Regions from separate parts of the Homo sapiens genome. Here regions 1, 2, 3, 4, 6 and 7 are each linked to region 5. A link is a contact called in ENCODE Hi-C or POLR2A ChIA-PET data. All regions are on one chromosome and are shown on one strand. The core of a region is the stretch at or near the end of the contact, and the rest is flanking DNA. Distances in the headings are between cores, read along the strand shown. Region 1 overlaps GPR137B (G protein-coupled receptor 137B). Region 2 holds the start of ERO1B (endoplasmic reticulum oxidoreductase 1 beta). Region 3 holds the start of LINC02768 (long intergenic non-protein coding RNA 2768). Region 4 holds the start of GPR137B (G protein-coupled receptor 137B). Region 5 holds the start of GGPS1 (geranylgeranyl diphosphate synthase 1). Region 6 overlaps LINC02768 (long intergenic non-protein coding RNA 2768). Region 7 overlaps NID1 (nidogen 1).

The links. Hi-C counts contacts between places; a loop is a spot of excess contacts on that map. ChIA-PET counts read pairs that join two places held with the same protein, here RNA polymerase II (POLR2A). Pooled maps may share reads with other maps.
Region 1: a loop to region 5 is called in a pooled map, with 6 times the contacts of the local background. The contact joins the enhancer-like site here to the promoter of GGPS1 in region 5. A Hi-C loop is called at or near these places in 3 of 37 single-sample maps with no recorded cell type and 4 of 50 pooled maps.
Region 2: a map of dorsolateral prefrontal cortex shows a loop between it and region 5 (14-fold over the local background). The contact joins the promoter of ERO1B here to the promoter of GGPS1 in region 5. A Hi-C loop is called at or near these places in 4 of 168 maps with a recorded cell type or tissue (CD8-positive, alpha-beta T cell, OCI-LY7, dorsolateral prefrontal cortex and 1 more), 11 of 37 single-sample maps with no recorded cell type and 15 of 50 pooled maps. POLR2A ChIA-PET finds 5 or more read pairs at or near these places in 1 of 52 experiments (activated CD4-positive, alpha-beta T cell).
Region 3: a loop to region 5 is called in a pooled map, with 6 times the contacts of the local background. The contact joins the promoter of LINC02768 here to the promoter of GGPS1 in region 5. A Hi-C loop is called at or near these places in 1 of 37 single-sample maps with no recorded cell type and 7 of 50 pooled maps. POLR2A ChIA-PET finds 5 or more read pairs at or near these places in 1 of 52 experiments (activated naive CD4-positive, alpha-beta T cell).
Region 4: a loop to region 5 is called in a pooled map, with 5 times the contacts of the local background. The contact joins the promoter of GPR137B here to the promoter of GGPS1 in region 5. A Hi-C loop is called at or near these places in 2 of 37 single-sample maps with no recorded cell type and 4 of 50 pooled maps.
Region 6: a map with no recorded cell type shows a loop between it and region 5 (7-fold over the local background). The contact joins the enhancer-like site here to the promoter of GGPS1 in region 5. A Hi-C loop is called at or near these places in 4 of 37 single-sample maps with no recorded cell type and 5 of 50 pooled maps.
Region 7: a loop to region 5 is called in a map of endothelial cell of umbilical vein, with 3 times the contacts of the local background. The contact joins the enhancer-like site here to the promoter of GGPS1 in region 5. A Hi-C loop is called at or near these places in 2 of 168 maps with a recorded cell type or tissue (endothelial cell of umbilical vein and naive thymus-derived CD4-positive, alpha-beta T cell), 3 of 37 single-sample maps with no recorded cell type and 12 of 50 pooled maps. POLR2A ChIA-PET finds 5 or more read pairs at or near these places in 2 of 52 experiments (GM10248 and H1).

Annotation. Positions count from the first base shown.
Region 1 is chr1:236,158,599-236,161,730 of GRCh38, forward strand. All of the region lies in intron 1 of GPR137B (G protein-coupled receptor 137B), which reads left to right. Among named protein-coding and RNA genes, the nearest start is that of GPR137B, 18 kb to the left of the region's middle. RefSeq lists a silencer at 1-22 and enhancers at 988-1,037, 1,138-1,587, 1,678-1,727. Within about 2 kb of position 1,618, at least 5 of the 41 ENCODE cell types and tissues checked have a DNase peak (open chromatin) inside an H3K27ac peak, as active enhancers do.
Region 2 is chr1:236,279,991-236,283,605 of GRCh38, forward strand. ERO1B (endoplasmic reticulum oxidoreductase 1 beta) reads right to left here and starts at 1,968. Exons shown (of 16, transcript NM_019891.4): 1 at 1,692-1,968. The coding sequence starts at 1,793. RefSeq lists an enhancer at 1,363-1,562 and silencers at 1,633-1,682, 1,723-2,312.
Region 3 is chr1:235,970,433-235,973,825 of GRCh38, forward strand. LINC02768 (long intergenic non-protein coding RNA 2768) reads right to left here and starts at 2,079. Exons shown (of 3, transcript NR_183724.1): 1 at 1,329-2,079. RefSeq lists an enhancer at 1,618-1,667.
Region 4 is chr1:236,140,917-236,144,317 of GRCh38, forward strand. GPR137B (G protein-coupled receptor 137B) reads left to right here and starts at 1,623. Exons shown (of 7, transcript NM_003272.4): 1 at 1,623-2,120. The coding sequence starts at 1,707. RefSeq lists silencers at 1,362-1,541, 1,612-1,881 and an enhancer at 1,847-2,350.
Region 5 is chr1:235,326,787-235,330,164 of GRCh38, forward strand. It overlaps GGPS1 (geranylgeranyl diphosphate synthase 1), which reads left to right and starts at 1,784. Exons shown (of 4, transcript NM_004837.4): 1 at 1,784-1,992. ARID4B (AT-rich interaction domain 4B) reads right to left here and starts at 1,393. Exons shown (of 24, transcript NM_016374.6): 1 at 983-1,393; 2 at 128-182. The coding sequence starts at 133. RefSeq lists enhancers at 74-263, 282-807, 1,544-1,603, 1,844-1,933, 2,434-2,583 and silencers at 514-603, 614-843, 1,014-1,063.
Region 6 is chr1:235,952,899-235,956,410 of GRCh38, forward strand. The region is part of intron 2 of LINC02768 (long intergenic non-protein coding RNA 2768); the gene reads right to left. LOC105373215 (a long non-coding RNA gene) reads left to right here. Exons shown (of 5, transcript XR_002958490.2): 4 at 1,975-2,134. Among named protein-coding and RNA genes, the nearest start is that of LINC02768, 18 kb to the right of the region's middle. Within about 2 kb of position 1,938, at least 9 of the 41 ENCODE cell types and tissues checked have a DNase peak (open chromatin) inside an H3K27ac peak, as active enhancers do.
Region 7 is chr1:235,997,392-236,000,798 of GRCh38, forward strand. All of the region lies in intron 12 of NID1 (nidogen 1), which reads right to left. Among named protein-coding and RNA genes, the nearest start is that of LINC02768, 27 kb to the left of the region's middle. RefSeq lists enhancers at 1,835-3,034, 1,936-1,985, 2,026-2,095. Within about 2 kb of position 2,145, at least 13 of the 41 ENCODE cell types and tissues checked have a DNase peak (open chromatin) inside an H3K27ac peak, as active enhancers do; they include endothelial cell of umbilical vein, where a contact is called at or near this core.

The DNA of each region.
Region 1 (3,132 bases), core at 368-2,867, 830 kb after region 5:
TTTTGAACCAGCGTGTGTGATAGAGACTGGTTTCTTTAGTCAGGAGTCTGTGCTTGGTGCACTAAGAGTTTCAGTCCCCCTCAGTTACTGCGAGGGTCTCCTCAGGAGTCTCAGCCCACAGGCAGCTAGGATCAGGATGCACCCCCTTTTAAGGATAGGGGGATTATGAAGTGTCCAGAGAGTGGTGGCACAGAAGTGGAGACACTAGGGTGTCCAGATGTGGGTCCTGGCTTAGGGGAGAGGATTTATAAAGTAAAATGGCTGCAGAGATTCTGAATCAAGCGCAGGTTGGAAGCATAGTGCTTTGTTGGTACATCAGAGACACTGCCTCCAGGGACATCAGAGGTGACTTCTGTTGAGTTCTGCTGACTGCACAGGAGACACTGTCATACCCACAAAGAATAGCAGGGGACATTTCTGCCAGAAACACCACTAAGACATTAGTAAAAATGATTGTAACCCAGCTACTCAGGAGGCCGAGATGGGAGGATCACTTGAGTCTAGGAGTTCAAGACCAGCCTGGGCAATGTAGGGAGACATCATCTCTAAAAAATAAGACAAATTAGCCAGGCATTTGGGCTGCACCTGTACATAGTCTCAGCTACTCAGGAAGTTAAGGCAGGAGGATTCCTGGAGCCCAGGAAGATGGAGGCTGCAATGAGCTATGATGGCACCACTGCACTCCAGCCTGGGTGACAGCAAGACCCCGCCTCTTAAAAACAAACAAACAAACAGAAAGATTGTAAGACAGCAAATGTCAACTTGAGTTAGTAGTTGAAAAAATAGGCTTGGCGGGGTGGCTCATGCCTGTAATCCCAGCACTTTGGGAGGCCGAGGCAGGCGGATCACGAGATCAGGAGTTCAAGACCAGCCTGATCAACATTGTGAAACCCCGTCTCTTTTTGTATTTGTAGAAATACAAAAATGAGCCAGGCATGGTGGCGGGTGCTTGTAATCCCAGCTACTCGGGAGGCTGAGGCAGGAGAATCACTTGAACCTGGGAGGCAGAGGTTGCAGGAAAAAAAAAAAGAAAAGAAAAAAAATAGGCAAGCGGGAGTTCAAAGGGTGGGAACAAATCAGTGACGCGTGAACAGACTGATTTATGAGGGCAGGGGGCAGAGTCCAGCAGCTGCTCAAAGGCCTTTATGCTTCTGTCGAAACAAGTACGTCACATGCAGAGCTCTAGGCCTTCCTGTGTCATCCGAAAGGATGGGGTGAAGGCCTGGGTTACCAAGGGGGCACAAGTCGCCCACAGGTCCGGGATGAGGAGGCCTTGGCCCACTGTGGGAGCGGGTGGTGCGGAAAGCCCATGAGGGCTCTCGAACATTCCCCAGCGCCTGACAGCGGCCAGCTGGGGACATCTCCCAGCCGTGGCTCAGCCTTCAACAAGTCAAAAAGCCAGCATCACCCACAGCGTCATCCCCAGATCTATTCTAGGTTCTGAGGTTCTAGGTGGGACTTTCAAAAGCAGAAGAAACGATGCTAAAACCGAAAGGAATTTGCCATTAGGGAGAAATGCTTTATTTTCACCAGATGACAAACTTCAGGGTTTCTGATCAAAGTTGCTGCAATTTCTTCTTTCTCCTTCAGGCCTGATTCTGCTCCCCTCCCCTGTCCTCCCATCCTTCTTGCCACAACGGGGGAAGCCCTGAAAAACCCCGGTGTTTTCATAGGCTGTGTGGAGCCCAAGGAAGGGGAGGGAAAGGAAGTGGGGCTCATTTACCACCATTCAGTTCCTGATCGGGTTCCCCAAGAAGCAGCTGGGACTCTCCAACCCAACCTCACTTCCCCGGGGTCCCTGTCATTAGGCAGATGGCACTCCCATGGCTGTCCCTGCCATGTTCCCTCAGACCCCTCCTTGCTGCCTCAGTTTCTCAGCCCTCCACCCTTCCCTGCCTCCTGCCTCTCCCTGTCTGCCCTTCTCGGGACCCAGGCTCCTTCTGTCTGTCCACAAGCATGCTCAGGTCTCCCCATCTTAAAAACAAGGTCTGGACCCCCTGAATAACCTCTTTCTTGCATTTCACAAACATGCGCTTTTGGAAAGCAGTTTATGCTCTTGAATTGACTCACTGCTCCCACTTCCTCCTGCTGCCATCCAGGGTCTGCCTGTTCCCCCTCCAGCCTCCCCGTCAGTCGAGCCTGCCCTTGGCCAGGCCCTGTGGCAGCTTAAGGTGAAGTGGTCCAGCCTGTCAGCCGCACTGGACACCCTGACTGTCTCCTGCCCGGGGCCTCTCTCCCCTGCAGTCTTTGAGGCCTTGACCACTGAGGGGACTGCTCTTTGACCTCCTCCCTACTCTTAGTTTTTTTTTTGTCTTTTTGTTTTTTTTTAAATAACAGCTTTATTGAGGTATAATTCACATTTTCTGTGCTGTCCCCATCTCGAAGTGTACCACATTCAGAGTTGCGCAGTGACCCCACAGTCCACTGTAGACCTTTTCCATCCCAGAAGGAACCCCGTGCCTCTTAGTGGTCACCCTCCAATTCCCCGCCACGCCCTCCAGGCCCAGGCATCATGAATCTGTGTTGGGCCTCTGATTTGCCTTCATTTTCACCTTCTCTGTCAACCCATGGTCTGCAGCCTTTGCTCTGCTCTGTATCCCAGGGACCTCTCTCACAGCACAGGTCTGCATTTCAGCTGTGCCAATGCTCCCCCGAAGCTCTCCGCACCCTTACCCTGGACAGCGGCCTCTTCCTGGCTGGTCCACACCCCAGCCCGACCTTCTGCTGCCCTCCCCAGCTCCGGGCTCCTGCAGCACCTTCTCTCCTCACCCCCTCCCTCACTGCTCCTAAGTCCACATGCAGGTTCACACCTCCTCATGCTTCCCACGCCTCCATGCACTTTTCACACCTCCACACATCACATCTCCTCACACCTCCACACACACTTCACACCTCCTCACGCCTCCCACTCACACCTTCTCACGCCTCCCACATCTCCACACGCTTTTCACACCTCCTGTTATGGTTTGGCTGCATCCCCATGCAAATCTCAACTTGAATTGTATCTCCCAGAATTTCCAAGTGTTGTGGGAGGGACCCACAGGGAGGTAATTGAATCATGGGGGCTGGTCTTTCCCATGCTATTCTTGTGATGGTGAATAAGTCTCACAAGATCTGATGGGTTTATCAGGG
Region 2 (3,615 bases), core at 718-3,217, 950 kb after region 5:
TTAAAAGTACAGGGGCAGGCCAGGTACAGTGGCTCACACCTGTAATCCCAGCACCTGGGAAGCCAAAGTAAGAGGCTCGCTGGAGGCCAGGAGTTGAAGATCAGCCTAATAACATAGTCCCCATCTCTACACAAGAATTTTAAAAATACAGGTGAAATTATAAAACATTAATTACACATAATTAGTGGTAAATGAAAAAAATTTAAAATGAAGTTTCTAGACAGATAAGCATAAATTAATATGTGCTATATAAAAAGAGAAAATGGGAACTCTCATTTCAGAAAAATATCGAATTGTAAATTTCACTCAGAAACACTCAACTAGTGACTAGAAAATAATTTTGCCAAAGACAATTTGGAAAATTTACTTTAGTAAGTCTGCCCAGATTACCACTATCTATTCCATCTCAGTGTTTTCCAAGTGAGGTCCAAGAGGTAGTCAAAAGATAACTTTGCTACAGTTATACTGTACTTGCAATGTTTGTTTAAAATGCTGATATCTGGGCCATATTCCAGATCCAATCAATACATGTGGAGGTAGGGCCAGAGAATCTGCATTTTAACATGTTCCCCAATACCAAAAATTTGCCCCTTTTATTTTTATGGTTCAAACACAGACACAAACGGACTATTCAGGCACTCTGGGATTTAGTGCAGGGCACCATAAAACCATGAAATAAAGTGACTCAATTCAGAAAAACATGTTTTCACGGTTACACTCAGAGTCACCTTCAATTTTTCTTGGATGAGCACTAATTGCTTCAAATGACATCTCCCCTCATCATCAGGCCACCTGAGACCTTCGTTTTATTTTTTTGGCCCTCAGCAGTGCTGCCTCCTTGCAGCAGGTGCAGACAACAAGCAGCAGCACCTGGCAATCAATTCAAATTCTACTGAATAGAAGCAAACACCTCTCTGAAGGCGAAAGGATCTGGTCAGCTAAGCCTCAGATTTCTAGCACACTGAGAACACTTGTAATCATCGCTTCACATCAACAACCAGCCAGCACCTCACGACTGCCAGAGCCAGAGCCTCCATCCACGAGCCACAACGCCCCACTCAGACCCCCCCAGTCTCGTATTGGGACTTACCTGGCGATGCCACTTGGCAGACACAGCTCAGCTGGGTAAAAATAAAGCAATCTTGAGCAAGGGAAGGTGCTCGAGGAAGAGTAAAAGCCCAGAAAGCTCTAGTCCGACAGTTCGAGTGAAGTCTTGCCCCCTCCCAATCCCCTGCGCCTGGCGGGGCCTCGGGGGTCTGCGGAGTGCCCCCAACTCTCAGTCTCCCTCCCTCACTAACTCCTGAAGGGAAGGACGTCACCGTTTCTCTGGGCGCTCGCTCCCTTCGCAAGACAGCCGAGGTGGTTCATGCCCGTCCCATCTCCCGCCACACTCCCAGCCGCTTAACACATCCGAGAGGAAAAAACGAAAACAGCTCAGGGGGACCGTCACCATCTTCCTCTTTTGACTGCCATTACCCGGAGTGTCGCCGTCCCCCCACCCTGCGGGCGGTTCGCAGATGTTTCCCGCACTGGACGGTCAGGTCTCTGCTCCCCGGGTTTTCTGCTCGCCAGAAATCACCTCTTTTCTGGCCCGGCCCTGCCCGGCCCTCCCCGCGTCACAGCCGCGGCCCGTGTGTAGCGGCCGCGGGTGTTCGGCCGGGGGTTCCCGGCCCGCTATCACTCGGGCTTACCTGCGCCTCGACGACGCTCCGCAGGAAGCTCAGGGTGACCAGCAGCTGCACCGCGGCCGCTACCCCCTGCCCAGCGCCTGCCCGGCGGACCCCTTGGCTCATGCTGACCTCTACCCACACCGCGGCCAGCCGGACCCCTCGGGGCCGGGGAACGACGGGCGGCCCAGGCGACGACCCAAGGGGACGGTTCCCAGCGGCCGAGCGACTCCAGGGTCAGAGGTCTGCACTCCAGTCCGGAGGCAGGCGACTCTTTCCCCAACACCCGGCAGCTGCGAGTGAGGCAGGAAAGGCGAGCGCCCCCACTTCATCCCCCAGGCGGCCCCGCCCCCGGCTCGCTTGGCTCCTCGGCCACGCCCCCAAGCGCGGGGCCTTGTGGGAGTTGTGGTCCTGGGCGGTCGCCTAGGCGCCGCGGCAGGAAGGCGGAGCCGCTGAACGAGAGGACTCGGGAACTACAACTGCGAAGGCCGCCCCGCCTCCCCGAGGCCTCGGGCTCCGCGGCGGCCAATGAGGCGGGACCACGCGGGCCTCCAAAACACCGGGGGGTGCGGGCGGGGGAAGCGGGGCGACCTCTTCTCCGGGAAACCAGGCTGAGGACCTCTCTGCGTCGGTCCCTGCTGTCGCTCCTGGAGTCCTCGCAGACGCCAGGCTCTAGGATTCACCCAGTACGCGGGCGAGTTAGGAACGGACGGTGCGGGATCTTTGACTTTCGGTCTGAAGCGTATTCTTTGTCTCATTCATTTTTCTGTAGCCTCACATCTGCTGTGGGTGCCTATGTAAGCTACCTGTGACTTGTAGAGATGGCTTCGGCTCTTTTTTAATTTCATGCACCCTAGATGTGGATGTCATCTCCTGCCCCGCCCCAGCCCGACTCCTAGGTTGACACGTGCGAGTATAACGCATGCTAAAGAATGAAGACAAACCCAAAGGCTTATGATGAAATATGGGGATGGGGTAAAACAAAAAAAAACTTAGAGTGACATAGATTGGGCGCAGATCCCAACTCTAAAACATTCTAGCTAGTTATTGGGCCTTAATTCCCACCTCATATCTTGTTCTAGGGCTACATAAGATTAGATACAGAAAGAGCTGAGTATAGTGCCTAGCACCTAGGAAGCACTCAATAAATGGTAACTGCTATTAGTTTTATTAATGCCTTTGATTTCTACAAAACGAGTAATACATCTCCCTTGTGTTTATGTAGCGTGTATTAGTTTCTCATTGATGCTGTAAGAAACTATCACACATTTAGTTGCATACAACAAAAGAAATTCATTACCTTATAGTACTGGAGATCAGGTGTCCAAAATGGACCTGTAGGGCTGTGTTCCTTTTGGAGGCTCTCAGGGACAATGTGTTTCCTTACCTTTTCCAGCTTCCAGAGGCCACCTGCATTCCTTACCTCATGACTTCACATCTCCTTCACTCTCTCTGCTTCCCTCGTCACATGCCTTCTCTTGTGACCCTAACTCTTCTGTCTCTCTTGTATAAGGACCCTTGTGATTACATTGGTTACAGACCATCCTATCTCAAAATCCTCAACTTGATCACATCTGCACAGTCCCTTTTGCCATATAGGATAACATATTCACAGGTTCCAGAGATTAGGATGAGGATTTATAAATAGAGGGTCATTAATCAGCCTACCACATAGTGGTTTATACCTTTCAGAACCAGCAGAGCATTAAACCAAATGCAGGGTCCTGGGGTGGCTGACTGCATAGGTCACATGCCCATGAAGCCAGTCCTGCCTGTCCTTTTCCCCTCCAGCAACTCTTTCCCTTCTGCCTCCAAACTGTCCAGATCTTCCCTAGCTTAAAAGCAAAAAGAAATTGGCTGGGTGTGGTGGCTCACACCTGTAATCCCAGCACTTTGGGAGGCTGAGGCGAGCAGATCACCTGAGGTCAGGAATTTGAGACCAGCCTGA
Region 3 (3,393 bases), core at 829-3,328, 640 kb after region 5:
TGAGGTCAGGAGATTGAGACCATCCTGGATAACATGGTGAAACCACATCCCTACTACAAATATAAAAAATTAGCTGGGCATGGTGGCACATGCCTGTGGTCGCAGCTGCTCGGGAGGCTGAGGCAGGAGAATTGTTGAACCCGGGAGGCGGAGGTTGCAGTGAGCTGAGATTGCACCACTGCACTCCAGCCTGGGCAACAGAGCGTGACTCTCAAAAAAAAAAAAAAAAAAAAAAAAAGGACACTGATATTAGTATGTGGGTGTTTATTGGTTTATTGTTATTTATCACATCAAAAAACACATAGAAACACCCTAAAAGTTCATCAATAAATGAACTGGTGAGAGTTTATTGTCCATATAATAGAGTATGATACTATTATGTAGTTGATCAAAGTAATGTTCATATGCACATTTATTTAAATGGAAAACAAAAATACGGAAAAGTATCACAGGATCACATTTTTTGTTATATATATATCTTACAAAAATATATGTAAAAGTATTGTGTGTGTGTGTTTACAACATTTCTGGACAAGATTGTAGTGATGAGGCCATTATTGAGTAATGAAATTACTGTTATTTGTTTTTCTTGTGCCTTTATTTTCCAACTTTCTAAATGAAAATGTGCTGAATACAAATAAATAATAATGTAAGATAAAGTAAAAATAAATTTTCATTTAAGGTATTTCTTAAAAAGGGGGGTGAGGAAGGGTATTTAGAGTAAACCAAATCTGGAACTGGACTCTGCTCTGACGGCGTGACCTTTGCCAAGTTACTTCACCTCCTTAACCCTCAGTTTCCTGACTTACTCAATGGGCACAATAAATTCTACTACATAAGGTTATCCTGAGTTAGTTTTCCCATTTCCATCCAGCTAATAAAAGCTTCTTGCTGCACTCTCTCTCCTGAGCCTTCTCCCTTCTCTGATCCCCTTAACAAAGTGGTTCGAAGCAATCATTTAGCATCACCTGTTATTACTACCTGCTTAGTGACTAGACGCCCACTTATTTGCAAAAGCCCTGCATTTTCTGGAATTAGCCTGCTATTCCGTGTTTTCCACTTAGATTCACTCAGAACCTGGTCCATAAGGAGACGTATGCACTTTTGCATACACAGAATACACTCAGGAATACTTCTGTGTTTTCGTACCTCGGTGTAAGATGCTGAGCCCACGGCTGGGGATCTCGTGTGACGAATGTCTGCAAATGTTTGAGTAAGGAGATGACTTGGGGAGGAAAAGGGCTGGGCTATTTGGTGGAAATCTGAATTTAGATGAAGAGGCTTGACCATAATTGGGAAGTTCTTTTGCTAGCAGTTGGGCAACTCACCAATATGAAGAAAGCTCTTGAGTGGGACGATGGGAAGGCCCGAGCATAGCTTCTTTTGGGGAAGTTATCCGGGTAGCCAGGCCTGGGACGCTCCCCGCGCTCCGCCCTCACTTCTCTCTTCCCCCAAAAACAGGCATTGAGAGGCTCTTACTGCCCTCACGTGGCCCCTTCTGGAACTGTCTTTGAGGAGACCCGCCCAGATTTAAACTGAATCACGGGGGCTGGAGAGCACACACGCAGGCTTGCCAGTTAAGCTCATCTGTCCCCACTTAAGCTTCTAGCTACCAGGAAGCCGCTCTTCGAGCCTGTTTTCAAGCCTTTTTGGCCCTTCCGTCTCTTAAGTCCATGTTGTCTGAGCAAAGACCCTTTCTCCGTTGTAAGGAATTCTAAATCCTTTCGGCTGCAGCTTTCAGCAGCGCCTGGCATCCTGGCGGATGAGAAAAAGGGGAAAAACAGCAGCCCAACTTGAGAACCAGAGCTGGGCCGTGACGCTGCTGCGGGGGACTCTGGGTCCCGTCTTCCCCGCTTTCGAGACCTGTGGTCTTCAAATGTGCTCGATAGTACACTCCCTAAAAGAATTTTTGCAAAGTCCTGTTTTTCCCTGTTAAATCAAGTTTAGCTTAAAGCTACTCACATATTTTAAGTTCAGCCTAAAGGTTTCTCTGTGCCTGTAACCTAAAGGGAAGTGTAAATAGTCCCTCTCCCCCTTCACCCTCTCCTCTCCCGCTTTCTGTTTCTGCCTTATCTCTCTGACTCTTCTGCCTCCCTCCTCTGTTTTTAAGGGCCTGCCTGGATAACCCAGGATAATTTGCCTGTTTTAACGTCAGCTACTTAGTCATCTAAATTCCATCTGCAAAGTCCCTTCAGAGCAGTACAAAATTAGAATCTTGAAATCTTTAGAATTCGGCCAGCCACAACAACGATCAGCATTTTGCCAACCTTAGGTATCCAGGAGTTTTTGTTTTTAATTACAGTGATTTTTAAAAAACAGCTTATTTATTTATTTGACAGGGTCTTGCTCTGTGGCCCAGGCTGGAGTGCAGCGGCATGATCATAGCTCACTGTAACCTCAAACTCCCGGGCTCAAGCAATCCTCCTGCCTCAGCCTCCTGAGTAGCTAGGACTACAGGCACTTGCCACTACACCCGGCTAATTTTTAAAAGATTTTGTAGAGATGGGGGTCTCACTATATTGCCCAGGCTGGTCTCAAATTACTGGCCTCAAGTTGTCCTCCTGCCTCAGCCTCCTAAAGTGCTGAGATTACAGATGTGAGCCACTGTGCCCACCCAAAACAGCTTTATTGAGATATAATTCACATGCTATGTAATTCACCCAAAGTGTACCTGCAATGGTTTTGGGTATATTACATTATTAATTTTAAAAATTGTAAAATATGTATATATCATGAAATTTGCCATGTTAATAATTTTTTTTTTTGAGACAGAATCTTGCTCTGTTGCCAGGCTGGAGTGCAATGGCACGATCTCAGCTCACTGCAACCTCCGCCTCCCGGGTTCAAGCGATTCCTCTACCTCAGCCTCCTGAGTAGCTGGGACTACAGGTGCGCACCACCGCACCCGGCTAATTTTTTACATTTTAGTAGAGACGGGGTTTCACCATGTTGGCGAGGATGGTCTTGATCTCCTGACCTTGTGATCCGCCCGTCTTGGCCTCCCAAAGTGCTGGGATTACAGGCGTGAGCCACCGTGCCCAGCCATTAATAATTCTTAAGTGTACAAGTCACTGACATTTATTACATTCGCAATATTGTGCAACCATCACCACTATTTCCAATACTTTTCATTTTCCCAGGTAAGAATTCTGTAGCCATCGAGCAATAACTCTCCATTCCACCTCCCCACAGCCCCCGGTAACCTTTGATCTACTTTCAGTCTCCATGAATTGGTACATTCTAGATACCTCATATAAATGGAAGCGCATATATTGCTTGATAGTTTGTGTCTGGCTTATTTCCCACAGCATAATGTCCTGACGGTTCATCTGTGTTGTAGCATGTATCAGGATTTCATTTGTTAGGCTCAGTGATATTCCATTTTATGTACAT
Region 4 (3,401 bases), core at 373-2,872, 810 kb after region 5:
AGGTAAGCTAGGGTAGGAGTTTAGACTCTAACCCCAGAACTATGAGGAGCAAGGGAAGGGCATTTAAGCACGGGAGTAAAGTGGCCAGGTGTTCTTTAGAGCGATCATTCCATCATTCCACTTGCGCTGTTCAGAACGGGGATTGAGGGGAACGAGATCAGAGGCGTGGAGCCCAATTCCGTATTTCCTCTTGAAATAGCGATAGGGAGAGAGGGAAAGGATAGAAAAACTGGAAAAGGAGCTCCACGCCAAAGGCACACTTGGCCCCAGTGAACCACCTGGAATACGCTGGGAGCGCTGTAACCACTAAGTAATTCTGAGCAAAAGCTAGGGTGGATTCTGGATATGCCAGGCCGTCTTTTGGAAAAAGAACACACAATTAGGCACGAAGTGGAGTAAGAAAAGAAATCACAATTACTGGAGCCTCGGAAATCCGAGTTTCTTCTGTTTACCAGAACCGCTTGCCCAGCAATGTTTCCAGAGGGCGCCCGGCTTTCCCTCTTTTCCCAGAGCACTCCCCAGCTCTCCCAAGACAAGGGTGGCGTGGTGCCCCGGGGCAAAGACTAAGTCGCTGTACAGCCTCGAGGAGCGAGCTGCTCAGCAAAAGCAAAAGAGAAGGGCTCTCGGGTGGCGGGGACAGACCCTCCTTCGGCATGGGTTGGATCGGACAAGGGGGGCCGTGTGCCGTCAGCTGCCCCACTTCTCTCTGAAGCCCAGTGGGCTCCATCCACTGACCCGCGGCCCGCGCGCCTCCCGGCACCGGCTACATCGCTGGGAGGTGAGGCGCTGGGAGCGCGTGAGGCTCTCCGGGAGAAAACAGCCCAGCTTGCATCCCAGAGGAGGCAGCAGCCGCAGGCACCGTCTATTTCCTCACTCAGTATACAAATTTGACCTCAAAAATACGAACCCTGTCTTTGGCATGTCTGCATTTAGAAATAAACATCATTCCAGACGCCGGCCAGTTCATAGCCACAGAGTCGTAAAGTTTTATTTTTAAAGGGGGGGACGGAAAGGACTTGTAAAGTTTTTTTTTTAAATTTGTTTTTAAATAAAGGAATTAACTTCTGCAAAACAAGCAATCAGCAGCAGAATGCGCGAGGCCACGAGTGCGATCCCCCGAGGCGCGGGGCGCGGCTGGGAAGTTTTGGGGGCGCGCGGCGCGGTGCCGGGACCGGGGAGGAGGCGCGCGGTTCTGGGGGCGCGCAGTGCGGGAGCGCGCGGCCCCGGGGATGGGGAAGGGGCCGGGGACGGGTAGCGCGCGGCCCCTGGGATGGGGAGGGGGCGGGAAGGGGGGAAGAGACGCGGGGCTCTGGGGGCCCGCAGTCTGGGAGCGCGCGGCCCCGGGGATGGGGAGGGGGCCGGGAGGAGGCGTGCGGCTCTGGGGGCGCGCACTGCGGGAGCGCGCGGTGGCGAGGATAGGGCGGGCCGGGGTTCGCGGGGCGAAGGCGCGCGGTGCCCGGGGGAGGGCGGGCCGGGGCGCGCGGGCCGGGGCGGGGGCGCGCGGGCCGGGGCGGGGGCGCGCGGGGCCGGTCGGCGCGCGGGGGCGGCGGGCGCGGCGCTGCCAATCGCAGACAAAGGCCGTCCCAGTGAATCATGTGGTGCCGGGGGAGGAAGTGCGGCTTGTTTTCTTTCCTCCAGTCTCGGGGCTGCAGGCTGAGCGCGATGCGCGGAGACCCCCGCGGGGGCGGCGGCGGCCGTGAGCCCCGATGAGGCCCGAGCGTCCCCGGCCGCGCGGCAGCGCCCCCGGCCCGATGGAGACCCCGCCGTGGGACCCAGCCCGCAACGACTCGCTGCCGCCCACGCTGACCCCGGCCGTGCCCCCCTACGTGAAGCTTGGCCTCACCGTCGTCTACACCGTGTTCTACGCGCTGCTCTTCGTGTTCATCTACGTGCAGCTCTGGCTGGTGCTGCGTTACCGCCACAAGCGGCTCAGCTACCAGAGCGTCTTCCTCTTTCTCTGCCTCTTCTGGGCCTCCCTGCGGACCGTCCTCTTCTCCTTCTACTTCAAAGACTTCGTGGCGGCCAATTCGCTCAGCCCCTTCGTCTTCTGGCTGCTCTACTGCTTCCCTGTGTGCCTGCAGTTTTTCACCCTCACGCTGATGAACTTGTACTTCACGCAGGTGAGTTTCAGAGAGGCTCCTGGAGGCGCTCACCTGGCGGGGTGGTCCCCGCGGGGCGCCCGAGGCAGGGGCGATGGCAGCCGCGGGGGCGGGTCCGGCCCTAGGGCTGAGAGTGTAGGGAGAAGGCGCCGGCTCTGGGGTCGTCCGAACCCTGTCCTGTTTGCGGGCATTTGTCATAGGAAACCCCCTGCCATTCCCAAAAGGGGCAAGGAGAAGGCAGGGGAGGGCTGGAGGCCGCCGCTCACTCGCTGCCCCTGGCTCCGCATCGTGCGGTGGATTCGGGGCGCTTCTCCGTGCGCAGCGCGAAGCAGCAGCGCCTGCACACGCCAGTTAGTACGGATGGAAGGTGTGCCCCCAAGGGAGGCCTGAACTCTAGAATTTGCCCTGCCTCCCCAGGCACCTAACTCCCGGCCTGGAAAGGTCTTCTGCACGTTGGCCTCCAGATTTGGGCCTGACACTGCTGTTTTGAGCGTTGGCAGGGTGAGACCATGTTGGTTTTGATGAGATGTTTTGAACCTCCGGCTTAGGAGCTCTACAGAACTGCGGCTTACTAACTCATTCCACCGGATTGCTAAACAGCAGGCTGGGGTAACACCCAGCTCCGAGCTGCTGCCGCTCATCAGAGTTACTGTCTGAGCTCATCTGAGAGGCCCCAAGAAAAGGCCATAAAAGCTGACTGGGGCTCTTTTACAGCCACACAAAAATCACTTTATGGGGCATATTATTAAATAAGCTAATGGGAGAGTATGTGAATTAACTTGGCTGCTGCTTTACTGCTGATGGTTGACTTAATGAAAGTGCAGTAATTGTTGAGCACTTTGCAAATACTTTGTATAGCGTTGCACAAAGGTTTAATAACGCGGTGCCGCCGTCATCATCGTCATCATCATCTCTGATTCCCATTAGCTTTCCAAGCACTAAGATGTCCATTTTCACTAGGACTCTGCCGAAGGGGAAGGCGTCAACGGTGTCACCTGGTGAGGGTAATTTCAGAACTGTCGGATGGGCAGAAACCCTGTGCAAGCAGGCATCTCATTCCTTTTAAGTGTCTTTTTTTTTTTTTTTGAGAAAAAGTCACTTATTTAAAAAAAGAAAGAGGCCGTATGCGGTGGCGCATGCCTGTCATCCCAGCATTGTGGAGGCGGAGGCGGGAGGATCGCTTGTGTCCCTGAGTTTGAGACCGGCCTGGGCAACATGGCGAAACTTCCTCTCTACAAAATGTACAAAAATTAGCTGGGTGTGGTAGTGCCCGCCTGTAGTTCCAGCTACTCAGGAGGCTGA
Region 5 (3,378 bases), core at 534-3,033:
CGGTCACCAAGTCACCAAACACACCTTCCTCTGCAAAACTCGGAAGCCCCACACGACGACCTCGTCGAAACCTCCTACTTCCTGAATTCGATAACCCCAGAGATTCGTTTTCCGCAGGCAATCTTACCTTCATGATGACTCTGGGACCAAGGTATCCTCTAAAACACCAGGTTCAGCTGCACCTGGAGGGGAAACAAAAGACACCCAGTCAACACCACAGGAGCCCCTCTGCACTGGCGGAGGCGGAGGGAAAGAAGCGAGCGACGTCCGAACCCCGAAGAAAGAGCCGCAACCAGGCGCCAGCCCCCGAACCATCACACGCCGACTCGGGGCTCCCTCCGGCCCCGCCATCCCCGCAAACCCAACCACCTACACAGCTCGGCAGCTTCCCGTCCCCATTGTCGAGACCCGACGGAGTTTCCCGTCTACGACAATGACGCCATTTCTGTCAGAGAAGAAACTCACAACAAGCCCGGCGTCCGGCGCAGGGCCGGCCGCTCTCCCCTAGGGCCTCGGCGCCCGGCCGAGCGAATCCGCGCCCCCACGCGCCGCGTCCGAGCGAGAGGCCGGCCGGGGGCCACCGAGGGGCCAGGAGGGCCTGTGGGCCGCGGGCAGGACCGGCCCGCCACAGAGCCCCTGCCCACGTCCCGTTCCGGGCTCAGACCCGACAAGTGGGAGCGAGATCAACATCTGGCCCCGCCGCGGGGACAACGTGAGGGCCGAGGGCCCCGGAGGCGGAACGGCCCCCACCCTGCCCGGGCCCCCGACCGCGGCCGCTAAACCGCTGAGTGTGCGGCCGCCCAGCCAGGGGGCGGCTCGGACACAGCGGCTGCGGGGGGTGGGGGTTCCCGGGAGGCCGAGGCCCCGAATTCGGGCGCCGCAGGGACCACCACCGCGATCTTCCTCTGCTCCTTGGCCGGGCCCAGCGACTCCCAAAAGAACCCCCTTAGGAGACCACGAAAGCCCCAGAAAATATCCCTACCTTCCTCGGAGGCGAGATCTGACCCTGGCACGTCCAGAGTCCCCTCTCTCCTTCTCCCCCCCAAAACCAGCAGGCCCGGGGGAGAGATGGGGAAGAAGGGCGGCGGGTCCAGCGGCTGCTGAGGCAGAGGCTCCGGCTCCTCCTCCTCCCGCGGCGGCGACTGGTACCTTTGTTTGGCGGCCGCTCGGGCTCCCTGGTTGGGGGGAGGGGGACGACGAAAAATCCCCCCCGGACTGGAGGTCCGGGCCCCCAATCGCGCTGCCCTCCAGAGGACGGCGGCGATGGACCCTCTGCAGCTCCCTCCGGGCAAAGGTCCAGGCGGTGGCCGTGGCGGCGGCAAGATGAAGCTCAAGAGTCTCCCTCCGCTTCGGCGACCGAGCTCCTCACTCCGGACTCGACTGACGGGCAAACATCGCTTCCCCCCCACCGACTCTAGGTTCCCCCCCTTTCTCCCCTCCCCTAGATTTTTTTTCCCCCCCTCCCCTACCTCTTTCCCGGATGGCCTCTTAGACGACCTTGGATTGGTTAAAGTTCTTTAGAACCCGCCTATACACTGTTCCTATTGGTCCCTGGATACAAACAACGACGCCATTTTCCCACCAGTTCTATGGAAACAGAAAGTTACGCCTCAAGGCTTTCTGGGAAATAAAGTCCATACTCTGGGGCCAACGCGCAAATCCTCGTCCGCGAGAACTGCAAGGCCCGCAATGCCCTGCGCCTGCGTGGACCGGTGCGGGGGCGGGGGGGAGGTGAAAGGGGCGGGGCAACAAAGCAGTAGGGAGGCGGCAACGACGCCTGCGCAGTGTGACCGGGATGGCGCATTTTCTTGCACCAACTAATGCGGTGTCGCTGGCGGCTGAGGAGGGCGGAGAGTTCTGTGGTGAAATAGTGGGAAGGATTCATGTAGGCATCGGGAAGAGCCTAAGTCCACATTATAAAATAGGAAGTTGATGCGGGGTACAGTTACTCCCGGACCGGCGGCGTGAAAGTCGTGATATCATCGTTGAACTGTGAGCGGCAGTGGCGGCGGCTGGGGGGAACCCGGATGGGAAGAAGGGCGGGGGAGGCTGGGAGGCGGGGCAGAGGAAAGAAAGAAAGGAGAGTGAGGACCCGGATGCTGAACCGGATTGTGTATGAATTTTCCATCCCCTAGCTTTAAGCGAGGAGGGAGAGGAAGGGTTGGCCAAGTGGGGCGGAAGGGAGCATCTGAGCGAGGAGGAAGCAGAAACCTCACCGTTTCTTCCCCTCCGGACTCTGTGCTAGCACTGTATACGTTTGCAGTTCTCTGCCCAGCCGCTGTGGAAAATCGGCCTCGAAGTGATTGAAATTCCCTGTTTATATCAGGCGGCTTCTTTCAGATCCATCGTCTTTCTCCCGGAGTATGAATGGAAGGATTCAGTATGCGCTTCACATTTGTATGTCTCTGGCCATTCTCAAACCAGGCCCTTCCCTTTGAAAAGTCTTTTGCATGGGATGTTCACTTCTTAGACGCAAGGTTGTGTGCCCTGGTTTCATCGTCTAACGCGTTAGAAGGCGCTTTCATTTCTTCATGGGTGTTGAGCGCCGACCACTGGGGTGGCCTCTGCCTTCGTAGACCTGCGCCTGGTGAGACGGACAGATGCTGAACAAAACGATGTGAAATTACCGCAGTGGCAGTGCCCCAGAGGAGAGTTCCACGGTGATAGGAGAATGAGGGAATTTGGCTTCTTTAGGGAGGGAAAGGAAGGGTTTCTGAGCAAGTGAGGATCGAGCTGAGAGCTGAAGGGCTAGCAGGAGTTAACTAAGGAAAGAGAAAAGGAAAAGACATTCCAGACAAAAAGACTAACTTGTCAGAAAGCCCTGTGGCGGAAGGGAGCTTTTCCAATATGAAGAACTGAGCCTGGAGAGATGGGATGAGGGGGAGTGTCGAACCTTTTAGGCTTTGTAAAGGAGTTTTGGTTTTCTCCTAATAGCAATGGGATATCTTCCAAGGAATCTCAATCAAAAGGGAGAGATGGCTCCGATTGGAATGTCATCCCTGGCTGAAGAGTAGAGGAAGCGAAAAAAAGAAGAGTTAAAGAGGCAAATGCAGGGAACCCGACGAGGAGGCTATTGCCGTAGTAGTTCACATGGTGAAAAGAATGGAGCGTTTGTATTAATGATTATGGATTCACTCTTTGAACAAATTTCTGGCAGCTTTTTAGTTTTGAAAGTGAGAAGTTTCAGACTCTCACTGAGGTATTCTGTAGTTTTTTCACTCTAAAAGGAAACTAGTAGAGTTCATGTAACACACACTAATGCCTCTTTACATTTAACTTTAGTATGTGATAGCTGAAATTTCCAGCTGTGATAAATTGGGAAATCCTTTGATTTAAAAGAAAAACAAAGGCGGGTGAGGGTGAGAGTATATGCCACGG
Region 6 (3,512 bases), core at 688-3,187, 630 kb after region 5:
GAACTATTTTGTGCTGACAGAAAAAATCAAGCAGGAAGTAGAGAGAGTTCTCCATACACTCCTTAGCCTCTATTATTATCTTGCATTTGTGTGGTATACATTTTCAAATCAATGAGCCCATATTGATACATTATTACTAACTAATGTCCAAAGTTTACATTAGGGCTTCCCCTTGGTGTTACACAGTCTATGGGTTTAGACAAATGTATCATGGCATGTAGCCATCATTGTAGTATCACACAGGATAGTTTCACTGCCCGAGAAATCCCCTCTGCTCCACTAGTCATCCCTTCCCCACCCCACCTTACCCCAAAACCACAGATTTTTTTTTAACTGTCTCTATTGTTTTGCCTTTTCCAGTGTCATAGAGTGGAATTACATAATATGTAGCCTTTCAGATTGGCTTCTTTCACTTAGTAATATGCATGTAAGTTTCTTCCATGTCTTCTCAGAGCTCAATAGCTCATTTCGTCTTAGCCCTGAATAACATGCCGTTGTCTGGGTGTTCCATAGTTTGTTTATCCATTCGCCTGCTTAAAGACATCTTGATTGTCTCCAGGTTTTGGTAATTATGAATAAAGCTGCTATAAACATCTGTGTGCAGTTTTTTGTGTAGTTGTAAGTTTTTAACTCATTTGAGTAAATACCAAGGAGCATGATTGCTGGATCTTATGGCAAGACTGTATTTAGCTTTGCAAGAAATGATCACACTGTGCTCCGAAGTGGCTGCACCACGTTGCATTCCCATCAGCAATGAATGAGAGTTTCTGTGGCTCCCATCCTCACCAGCATGTTCTCAGGGTTCTTGGTTTCTCAGTATGTTTGACATTCTCAGTGTTTTGAATTTGAGCTGTTCTAATAAGTGTGCAGTTGTATCTCACTGTTGACTTAATTCATAATTTCTGAATGACATTTGATGTTAAGCCTCTTTACCTATGCTTACTTGCCATCTGTATATCTTTTTTGGTGAAGTATCTGTTCAGATCTTTTGCTCATTTTCTAATTAGGCCATCTCTTTTCTTATGGTTGAGTATAAGAGTTCTTGGCATATTTTGGACATCAGTCATCAGACATGTGTTTTGCAAATATTTTCTCCTGGCCTGTGGCTTGTCTTGTTCTCACAGGCTGCTATGCATTTGGATGTTTAGGAGGACCAGTGAGGACAACACCGGTGTCTCCCACGGTGTGCTTGTGTGTGTGCAGAGGAATATACTCACTGGAAAGCAGACTGAGATGTGAGGCCACATCTAGGCAATGGGAGAGAGTTTGGAATGGAGGAACATTTGTTTTGGGTGGAAATATGTCAGCTTTCATTGCTTTAGCTCCATCCTTCTATTCATCCAACCAATATTTATGAGGTGCCTGCTATGTACCCAGTATGATTCTAGGTATCAGGAAAGCAAAGATCAGTGAGAAGAGTCCCTACCTTCAAAACACTCACAGGCCAGTTTGGGAGGTGGTCATTTCAATGCAGTGTGAAAATGCCCCAATCTCCAGTGTGGGCAACATAGGGAGACCCTGTCTCTACAAAAGTTAGAAGAAAAAAAAAAAAAAAACAGAGGCATAGTGGCCTGTGTCTGTAGTCCCAGTGACTCAAGGGAATGAGGTTGGAGGATTGTTTGAGCCCAGGAATTCAAGGCTGCAGTAAGCTATGATCATGCCACTGCACTCCAGCCTGGGTAACAGAGCGAGACTCCAACTCAAAAACAAGCACCCCAGTGGAGGGAAGGGTGGGGTGTGGAGGGGACGGGGAAGGTTGTTGGGTAAGGGGCAATAACAGGAGAAGGGAGAAGGAGAATCAGTATGAAGATCTCACCTACTCCATGGTCTCCACTAGGGAGCGTTCCGTCTCCTGCTGAGCCATTTGCACAGGTGCCCAGGAGAATCCCATTACTAGAGGGCAAAGGGCAGGGGGCCCCCCCACACCATGCTCTCACTGTTGCAGCCACAGCTTCCTCTTTGTCACTTTCACAGGCTACCTTCATCCCCAAACAGGAACTGCTGCAAGGCCCGCAGCAGCCATGGGTGAGTGGCTCTGGAGATGGGGTAAGTGGCCTACGCACCCCAGAGGAACAGCTGGCAGCCTAGTCTTCGGGCAGCAGCTCCACTCAGCCCTGGGGAATGACAGATACAGGTGTGTTCCCTCAGGTGCATATGTGCATGTGCTTGTGTGCAACTTCCTCCTCTGCTCTCATTCCTGCAAGGTGCATTCTCAGAAGGCTGTTACTCCACAGTCACTACGGTTGTGAAGCGGAACCAGACAACTTCCCATTTTCGAGGTTCTACAATTGGCAATATGGGAAAATCTTACCCCATTACCACCCAACTCGATTCTTTCAATGCAAGCTTGTCTAACCCATAGCCTGCAGGCCACATGTGACCCAGGATGACTTTGGATGTGGCCCAGTGCAAATTCGTAAACTTTCTTAAAATATTATAAGATTGTTTTGCAATACATCAGTATCGTTAGCGTTAGTGTATTTTATATGTGGCCCAAGACAATTCTTCTTCTGATGTGGCCGAGGGAAGCCAAAAGATTGGATACTCCTGCGTAAGGGGGAAATGCATGTTTATAGTCATATATATATATTTTTTTTTTCTAATTTTTTTTTTGCACCCAGTGCAGTGGCACAATCATAGCTTGCTGCAGACTCAAACTCCTGGGCTCAAGTCATTCTCCCACCTCAGCCTCTGATTAAACCATCCTCTTACCTCAGCCTCCTTAGTAGCTAGGACTACAGGTGTAAGCCACCACGCCTTGCTAATTTTTAGATTTTTTGTAGAGACAGGGTCTCACTATGTTGCCCAGGCTATTCTCAAATTCCTGGGCTCAAATGATCCTCCCACCTCAACCTCCCAAAGTGCTGGGATTACAGGCATGAGCCACCACGTCCAGCTGCTTATAGTAAAATATCCTAATGACTATAGACAATAATGTAAGATGAAAAGTCAAAGTCCTCATTAATCTGACCATGATCACTGTTATCCTCCCTGGAGAGAGTCACTGTTAAGAATTTCTTGGATCGTCTTCCAGGCCTTCCCTAAGTGCAAATACACATAAGTCTTTGTTTGTATAAAAATAGGCCATAAAATATACACAGTTCTGTGACTTCCTTACTCACTTACGTCTGTATCTTGAACATATTTCCAGGTCACTATAGAGAATCCAATCTCTCTTTTGTTTGCAATCAATCTCTCTTCTCTTTTTTAAGACAACCAGTTATGCCAGTGAAGTGCCCTAAACTAGAGATAGCTGGGGCGCTGTCAGCCACCTTAACAGTGAGAAGAAGCAACAGGATGAAGTGGAAACAGCGTCACACAGATGGAGCCTCGAATCCCAGCATGCTAGCCATGTGTCATCTTCATAGTCTTCCTAACGTCTGTGGCCTCAGATGCCACATCAGTAAATGGCACACCATATGTGATTTAGGCTAAGGGCCTGAGTGTAATAGTTGCTTAGGAATTATAGCCCTTCTTAAATAAATGGAGAAACAGTCCATGTTCATGGATTG
Region 7 (3,407 bases), core at 895-3,394, 670 kb after region 5:
TAGTTGCCAACCCCTGCTCTAGGCATTACCAGTTATGTTAAGGGGAAATATGTACTTATTTGTATATATGTTTACACATGTGTACATTAATTAATATATACTAAAATGTTAATTAATAATAAAAAATATACTGTAATCACATAGACTAGAATATTATATATTTCTCAGAATTTTGCACCTGGGAATGTTTTTGACTCTCAGTTCCATTACTTTTTTTTTTTTTTTTTTTTTAAATTAGAGTCTCACTCTGTCTTGCACAGGCTGGAGTGAAGTGGCCTGATCTCAGCTCACTGCAACCTCTGCCTCCTGGGTTCAAGCAGTTCTCCTGTCTCAGCCTCCTGAGTAGCTGAGACTACAGGTGCCCACCACCATGTCTGGCTAATTTTGAATTTTTTTGGTAGAGACGGGGTTTCACTATGTTGGCCAGGCTGGTCTCGAACTCCTGACCTCAGGTGATCCACCCACCTCGGCCTCCCAAAGTGCTGGGATTACAGGTATGAGCCACCATGCCTGGCCTCAGTTCCATTACTTCTGGTGTCACCTTGTACATGTCAATGATACAGATTAAGCTGTGCCTCCTGCAGCAGTGGAACAGGGATGGCAGTAATAACAGATCTCACAGGACTGTTTGAGGAGTCAGTGGGAGGTGACGAGACAAGGCACACAGAGACATTTCGAGCTCTGCACCCAGATGTTCATTTGCGACTGGATCCTCGCAAAGCAGACACAGTGACATTCCATAAGTGTGTTGCCAGTGAATATTTGAAGTACCTTTGTCTGTGTTGCCAGTTCTCATGTTGGTTTGCTTAACGTGGTTGCTCCCTTGGTGAGAAGCAGTTAGCATGCCAGAAAAGTATTTGTTGAACCCAGCAAGACAAAACCATGCATGCTTTTCTTTTGTCCCAGAGGCTAATTAATATAAAAAACAAAACAAAACATTTGAAGTAGGAAGCACCAAACAAAGATACAAGCAAGCCATCTGGTTAGAATAAAAAATGTCTGGCTGGGCACGTTGGTTCACGCCTGTAATCCCAGCACTTTGGGAGGCCGAGGTGGGTGGATCACCTGAGGTCAGGAGTTTGAGACCAGCCTGGCCAACATGGAGAAACCCCGTCTGTACTAAAAGTACAAAAACTAGCTGGGTGTGGTGGCGGGTGCCTGTAATCCCAGCTACTCGGGAGGCTGAGGCTGGAGAATCATTTGAACCCAGGAGGCAGAGGTTGCAGTGAGCCAAGATTGTGACATTGCACTCCAGCCTGGACGACAAGAGCAAAACTCTGTCTCAAAAAAAAAAAATCTGGTTTTGTTCACTCTTGAATGTAAAACGTGTTTACTTCCACAAAATTTTACGTTGGCATAGGGTTTTAGAGTTTTCATATAAGCTGTTTCCATTCACAGATATGTTTCATTTGATTCTCATTGCAATCCTATGTGATAAGCAACTGCAGTTTTTACACCAAATGAGAAAACTGAAACTCAGAGAAGTTGAGACTCCTTCAGGCCACAGCACTGGTTGGTGGCTCAGAGACTCCTTCAGGCCACAGCACTGGTTGGTGGCTCAGTTCTAACGAGAACCTAGGTCTCTGGGTTTGTGGTCTAGCCCCGCCCTTCTGGTCTGGCATCTGGCGTCCACATTGCCAGTGCTTAGACGGCTCCCTCACATTGAACCTGTTACGACAACAGCGATGTACACACAGTACCTTAGCTCATTCACCAAAATTACCTGTGCATCCAGAGCCCCATTTTCCTACCAATCACATCTGCATGTGGTGGTGCTTTTCCAGTTAGAAAACAAAACTGGTGTCCTGTGTGCTGTCAACCAAACAAAACTTTTCATGCAGTAAGCGTTGTTCCATTTTATGTGGCCGACAGAGTTGTGTTAACAAAGTATTTGGTCAGCATAGAAAATCTCAAGGGCTCTAGAATTTACAGTGGAACTTTGAAGTACTGTATCTTGAACTTGTAAAAAGGAGGGGGAACCTCAACTGTACTCAGGAAATAGAATCTCAAGTGAGTTTATAAAAAGCTGTGATCTCGGTGGACTTTCTGGGCCAGCAGACAGTGGGAGCAGCCCAGGGGCTCTAGGGAGAGTCCCCTGCTGAGTGTCCCTGGCCCCCATGGGAAACTTTCCATTAAAGGCCTGGTGGATGGGGTGGGGGTAGTGGGGATGCTAAAGACGCATTTCCTGAGCTTGTTTCTGGTTGATACATTGATGACTCAGACAAGCGTCTTCTTACTCATCTAGTTCGAGCTGCTAGGGAAGAAAGCATTCAAGACCTGATACTTATCTGAGGAGTGGCAGGAAGTCTGGGGTGACTTTTCTCAAGGTGGGGGGACAAAGAGAATGAGAGGAAAATGAAACAGAGTGTAAACCAAAAATAAAATTCCAAGTCCGCCTACCATCGGAATGGACCCCTCCTCTCAGCCGAGGGCATTCCAAAGTCAACCTATGAAACTACTTCAGGCCATGAGAGGAAGGGGAGGGTTGGCCACGTCTCATTACCATTAACATCAACATGGACCTTAAGACTGAAAGAACAGGCCGGGCCCTGTGGCTCTCGCCTGTAATCCCAGCGCTTTGGGAGGCTGAGGCGGGTGGATCACTTGAGGTCAGGAGTTTGAGACCAGCCTGGCCAATGTGGTGAGACCCCATCTCTACTAAAAATACAAAAATTAGCTGGGCGTGGTGATGGGCGCCTGTAATCCTAGCTATTTGGGAGGCTGAGGCACGAGAATCTCTTGAACCCAGGGAGTGGAGGTTGCAGTGAGCTGAGATTGCGCCACTGCACTCCAGCCTGGGTGACAGAGCGAGACTCTATCTCAATTAAAACAACAACAACAACAACAGCAACAACAAAACCTGGCAGAACAGACTCTTTAAGTCTGATAAGAAACATCTACAATCTGTTCTCTCTGAAGCCGCCTACCTGGAGGCTTCATCTGCATGACTAAACCTTGGTCTCCACAAGCCCTTATCATAACCCAGACATTCCTTTCTATTGGTTCCAGGTTTTTAGATAATAACTCAACCAATTGACAATCAGAAAATCTTTGAATCTGCCTATGACCTGGAAGCTCTCCCTCCTACACTTGGCTCCCAGTTGTCCCACCTTTCTGGACCAAACCAACATACATCTTACCTGTATTGATTGATGTCTTATGTCTCCCTAAGATCTATAAAACCAAGCTGTAGCCTGACCACCTTGGGCATACGACATCAGGACCTCCTGAGGCTGTGTCACAGGCATCTCCTTAACTTGGGCAAAATAAATTGTTAAATTGATTGAGACCTGTCTCAGATACTTTTTGGTTTACAAGAAGGAGAACTAAGAAGAAAGTACATTCTTGACCTTGGATTTGCATTCCATTCCCTTGCTTGATTAAATTGGTTTCTCTGTGTTCATTCA